Linked DNA regions of Mus musculus: region 2 is linked to region 1. The links are chromatin loops, found by intact Hi-C in ENCODE. Cell type or tissue: left cerebral cortex. All regions are shown on one strand. Each heading gives the region's core, and the rest is flanking DNA. Links, peaks and the distances in the headings are about the cores only.

Evidence for each region. A loop is a pair of places that touch in the nucleus more often than their neighbours do. Peaks named below come from ENCODE experiments on the same cell type or tissue, not always from the same donor. Only the 100,000 strongest peaks of a DNase experiment are listed, where the experiment ranks them.
Region 2: it touches region 1 in a loop (5-fold over the local background); 11 of 42 quality-filtered maps call a loop at or near these places.

What each region holds. Positions count from the first base shown.
Region 1 is chr11:57,321,821-57,324,742 of GRCm38, reverse strand. The region is part of intron 15 of Gria1 (glutamate receptor, ionotropic, AMPA1 (alpha 1)); the gene reads right to left. Among named protein-coding and RNA genes, the nearest start is that of Fam114a2, 200 kb to the left of the region's middle. In left cerebral cortex, for the core only: a CTCF peak has its summit at 1,419; a DNase peak (open chromatin) is centred at 405.
Region 2 is chr11:57,457,367-57,460,288 of GRCm38, reverse strand. No RefSeq gene overlaps it. Among named protein-coding and RNA genes, the nearest start is that of Fam114a2, 60 kb to the left of the region's middle. In left cerebral cortex, for the core only: no CTCF peak of the experiment used is centred there; a DNase peak (open chromatin) is centred at 1,830.

The DNA.
Region 1 (2,922 bases), core at 90-2,589:
GCTCATCTGTAAATGGGGGTGTCTATATCAACGTGTCTTCCTAAAGGATCAATGTACATCACAGAAGAGGGAGGGGAAGGAATGTCAGAGCTAGGGGATGGGAGGATGCTCTGAGATGCTTGTTGTCTTCTGGACTTGGCCATTGCACTAGTGAACCCATTGCACCTGTGGTTACCTGAACAAGGACCTGAATCACATCAAATCAACAAGATCAGGCAGCATTCCACCAAGTAGCACTAATTCGGTGGGTTCCCAAAATAACAACAAAAACATCAAAAAAGCGGAGAGAACCTGAATGTGGGCAGGAGACGTGTTGGTTGGTATCCAGAGGAGAGGGAGCGGGGAGCTGGAGGTGGTTGTGATCAAGACACATTGTATGCATGTATAAAATTATCAAAGAATAAATACAAGATATTCAAAAAAATAAAATCCATGATTCAGACAGATTTCCCCCCATATGATGCTCTGCCCACGCTGGTTCTGTCTCTTCCTCAAACCTGGAACTTAATTTATTTACATCCTTCCCTGGCATTCCTCCACCAAAGAGGAAGTGTGATTTGGATTGCATTCTTTTGAGTCAAAGGCCAAATAAATAGAACCACAGTGCTACTCAGGGGAAGGCTGAGCTTAGAACAGGAAGAATTAATGATTACTGATTCCAACCCCAAAAAAAAAAGGTTGAAAAGAGAATAATATTTTAATTGTGTCAGTGGAAAAATATAGGACTTTCTAGAGTGTAGCCTGGAATGTCTAGCCTTCAAGACTTTGGTCTACTATGTTCCTTGAAAAAAAAGTGTGTGTGTGTGTGTGTGTGTGTGTGTGTGTGTGTGTGTGTGTGTGTGTGTGTGTGTGTGTGAGCAGCCATGAGAGTGAGCATAGAGGCCACAGGTCAGTCTCCTGTCATCTTGCTTTTGAGACAAGGTTTCTCACCAGAACATGGAGTTCACTGATGCACCTAGGCTGGGTGATCTCTCAGCCCTAGGGATCTACGTATCTCTGTTTCCTCAAGACTGAGATTAAAAGGATGTACCACCACACCCAGCTTTCTCTCAGGTGTGCTGGGGATGGAATTAGCTCCCCATCCTGTGCATTAGACACTTTATCAATTGAGATACCTCCATAGCCCATGTTCCTTTTACTTCAACGACAGCAACAACAGCAACAACAGCAACAACAGCAACAACAACAACAACAATTGAAGCTCACACAGATTACCTTGGGCTATAGTCCCCAAAAGTCTCAAACATTTCTGTAATACCTCACTAAAGTTGGCAAAACATCATGAATTTATCTTAAAGACAAGGTTAATGGTACAGTTAATACCAGAGGCTACCAAAAGCTGAGACAAATTTGTCATGTAACTGAGACCTTTCTACATTAAAATACCAGATCCATTTTCTCAGGAAGCTGAGGGCTGCTCAGAGCACACCCTACCACAGGTGGGCGCTGGCCTCTTACTAGCTTCCTTCCTGATACACTTATGGGATCTTGGAGAAGAGAGGACAAGATCCAGAATGCTGGGATGGAAAGCAAGTTAAACAGGCAGTAGACCACTAGTTCTCAAATGCACTGTTCTTTGGGAAAAATAAAACCATTGATGTCTGAGTTCTACTAAACTAATACTGAGTGAATAGACTGGGAATCTAACTTTCAAAGCTTCTGGGGTGATTCTAAACTGGAATCAAAGTTGAGCTTATCTACTGTCCTCGATCATTTTAAACAGAGCCTGACATGTACACATGATTGACTTGTTTAAGACAACAGTTATCTGAGGCAGTGACAGAGTAGATGACCTATTAAATATTGTTCTTGTACCCTCCTAAAGCTAACTGAAAACCACTAATATAATGCCTGCCCTTGCCTTTAAGAGGCGGCTCTCTGTTGTTCCCTCCCAACTATAGCAGTCGTTTTTAAACACGTCCTTAGAGATTTTCTGAAACAGGATCGGGGGAAGAAGAATGAGTGAGAGGTCTAGTTGCAAAGTCCCCTAGTGTATTCTTCTGATACCCAGTTCTGCAATGGTGACCATGTTCTGTTTCCCGGTCATTTGGTTTGCTAGGAGAGCTCTGCCCAGCTTCTGGATGTCAGAGAATATCCTAATGAAAGCTCAGGTTTCACTAATGACCCCATTCATTGTGTGTGCAAAGAAGTGGCTGTGCACCAACCATAGAGGATGCTTCCTCAGTGTTAAGCCATTTGCTGCTCATTAAGTCTAGGCAAGTGTACAGACTCGAATCTGATGTGGCTTCAGCATACCATGTGTTGGCTTTTTCACATACAAGTTTGAAAGGTCAGCTGCTCTCCGGGGAGTTGAGGGGGGGCTGGGGATTAATTTCCCCTGGGAGCAAGGTCAAAAACAATCAAGATCTCTATTTTAGTTAATATCAACAAGGACAAAGATGCTATTCTGTTTTCCCTGGAAGAGGTGAAGTGCAGATGTTCTAGAGCTCTACTCAATTAAAAATGTGCCCTAGGTGATGTTTTGCTTCATGACAGCTTAAGTTATATTACGATGCTGTGGGCTACCTGAAGTCTTTGTTTGAGTCCTCAGCTCCTATACTGCCCATCCAGTATTTCTATGTCCAAGCCTTACTGATTTCTGGACACTTCTAGGCAAGAGTTCTAGTGTTTGAGTCTCTGACTCTGGGCATCCTTTGCTGGCAACTCTCTGGTTTTGGCTAGTTCGTTCCTTGCTTCAACCTAGCTAAATACCACTGTGTCTGGGTTGTTCCTAGTTGCATCTCCTCTGCTGAGCATTGTCCTGCTTCCCCAGTGACACGTATGTTCTGTTCCCAACACATCAAAGGGTGAAGAGTCTCAAGGAGACTCAGTTGAGATTCTGTGCTTGCCTCAATGACACAGACTGAGTGTGGAGATGCATTTTGTTTATCTTTGTGACCAGCACAATGACTGGCACTTGAG
Region 2 (2,922 bases), core at 328-2,827, 140 kb before region 1:
AGACTGAAGGCCTCGGGGACGTTTAATCCGAGCTTCTGATCCATCTTCATTTGAACCATTCTGTGCTGCATCTCTTAAGTCGCCTCCCTGTCTAGCACCCTCTGAGTTTTCATCAAATCTCTCTTCCCTAGGAAAGAAGGTGTTTGGATGGATGGGAAGTCTCCTTTCCCCAAACCATTACACCTCTCCCAACTTACTCTAAAAAATTTCCCCCAAACCTATCCTGGAAATCATAAATGCCTTTCAGAATGGAGAGTATGTGTTGGAGAGCTGCCGAGAGAAGAGACAGAAACGGTGCAAAGAATCAGGCCGGGAGGAGCCGTGGGATGAGTCATCCCGGAAGGTGGCCAAGGGGTGATTTGGCAGTGCTGGAAGAGAAATGGCTGCTTCGAAGGCTGGGGATCAGTTACTACTCCAAGGAGAGAAAGTGCTTGAAGCTGAGGCTGCAGGAATTAACTTAGGAGGTAGGCTGGGGATGGTCTTAGGACATTAGAGAGCCCTGGAGAGGTAAAGAAAGGCCCCTGGCTGGCAGAAAAGCTTCGTTTCTGTTCTTCATTTCCTGTGAGTATGTGTGCATAAGTGTGTGCACAAGCATGTGTGTGTGAGAGTGTGTGTGCGTGTCTCTCTGTGTGTATATTGCATACACACGTGGAAGCCAGAGGTCAACATTAGATGTCTTTCTCAGGAGTTTTCCACCTGATTTTCTGAGACAGGTTCTCTAAAAGGAACCTGGGGCTCTTAGATTAGGTCAAGCTGCTCACCTCTGAGCACAGGGAATTATCTACCTCCCCAGTGCTGGAATGAAGGTGCTTAGATATCTAAACAAAGCAGAAGGAAAGATTACTGTGTATGCACGTGCCCCATTGTGTATGTGGAGGTCTGAGGACAACTTCCAAGGACTGGCTTCTCCGTCCACTATGTGAATCTTTGGGCTTAAAATCAGGTCATCCAGGTTTGGTGGCATGTGGCTTTTCACGTGGGTGCTGGTAATGATCTCAACTCCTCAGTTTCGCAGCAAGCACTGAGCTGACTGAGCCATCTCCACACCAGACTCTGCTGGCGTGGTGTGAGTGTATCTATCTGCTACCACTATTTTTGCGGCATGGGACCTGGGGGGGGGGTACTGCTCTGGAGACCTCGTGTTGCTGTTTATAAAGAGGAGCTGATCCCTAACCCCAGCATCATCCAGAGGACTGGGTACTCTGGGCTACGCTCCTGGGTGACCTAGGGGCTCATAAGTGGTAGTGCTTCCTATGGTGATGTGGTAATGAACTTAGTGCTCATGGCCAGAAATTTGCAGCTACTCTTAGCTCCCTGTCGCTCATCCTTATAGCCTCACTGGAGGGAAGCCTGTACTTGTCCATGACCCAGGATGCAAGGACCGGCTTCTCAGATGCACTAGAAAGGGCAATGTCTTTTGGAATTCTTGAGTGGATTTGCCCTCTCTCCATCATAGACCTGAAGACATCACTGATGCTGAGGTTGTTTCAAGGACCCAGACTGCCTAACATTGGGAAATAACTTCTCACCTGGGAACACTGCATGCATAGGGAAATTCCCCCATCAGTGGTGATGGGGGGGGCTCTCCTACAGAGGGACGGTACTACCACTGAACTCCATGCCTCTTGGATCAGAGAAGATCCTATCCGTTGGGGATGAAGGTCACAGCAGCAAACGAAACTTCTAGGGGGATTGAAGAACCTTTGAGAGCTGCTTCCTTGATTTCACACTGCGTGGCCACTTGACTGTGGCATATGTTTTCCGATTTATTTTAGCGACTAACCAGAAATGCACAGTGGGTGTCAATGTGTGGAGTCCTGTTTTGCCAATACACAGCCCACCTGCAAAATGCTGTGTCCATCACTCAGGGAAGACAGTGCAGAGATGGGTCAAAGCAACTGGCAGAGACTGAATCAGGGAAGAGTGAGGTCAGGGCAGCTAGTCATGATGGAGTGGGTAGGGCTTTCTGAAACAATGGGATCTGTCTTCACCTCATAAGGAGTGATAGCTCTTGGAGAGACAGATGTAACCACAAGAGGCTATTGGTGTGGGGGAGGGGACAGTTTGGAGCAAGGGTCAGGGTACACACATAGACACCAACCATTGTAGGAACAGTAGGAAATGATCAGGAGGCTTCAAGCCCTTACTGGGTTTTTGGTCATCATGCTCATATAACATTTGACCTTCATATCCTAGGCAACAGGAACCTGGGGGAGATTTTGACAAGGGAATAATAAGAATAAATGAGCTATTCAGAAAGACTCTGTATTCCAAATGGGATGTTTAATTCCTATAACTTCATGGGGTTAAAAAAAAAATCTGACACATCTAGGGAAGGAAGTTGGTGGAAAAGCTCAGCTAACAACAGCATTCTATATTCATGGCTCAACACTCAGAATGTAGAGCAAAGCACATGGAAAAGAGAAATTACTCCTAGCTCTAGTACTCACAGATATTTAAAGAATGTGTTATAGTTTTCCCTTTTCTCATTTATTTTCTTTGACTAAGTTTTTACATACACACAGATAATTTACATAGTTTAAAAGTGAGTGCAGCTGTGGTTGCCTGTGCAAGTCGGGAACAAGATGAAACCCATGAGGAGTGGTTCATCAGTACCCGTCCTAGCTGGGGAGTTAGTGCTGGCTGATGTCTGAGAGTACCCATCCTATCTGGGGAGTTAGTGCTGGCTGATGTCTGCTGAGGGGAGACAGAGAGGGTCAGCTGTCTTTAGGGTTGTGACCCCTGGTAGATTGCCCATGCCCCCCAGTGGATGGTCTCATACCCATGAATAGATGAACAGAACATATTGGTTGGGTTATGGAAAGAAGATATGAAGTTGGGAGGGGAACATGGGCCACTGATAGAAGACATTGATATGATCAAAATACATTGTATACAAATACAAAATACATTGTGTACAAA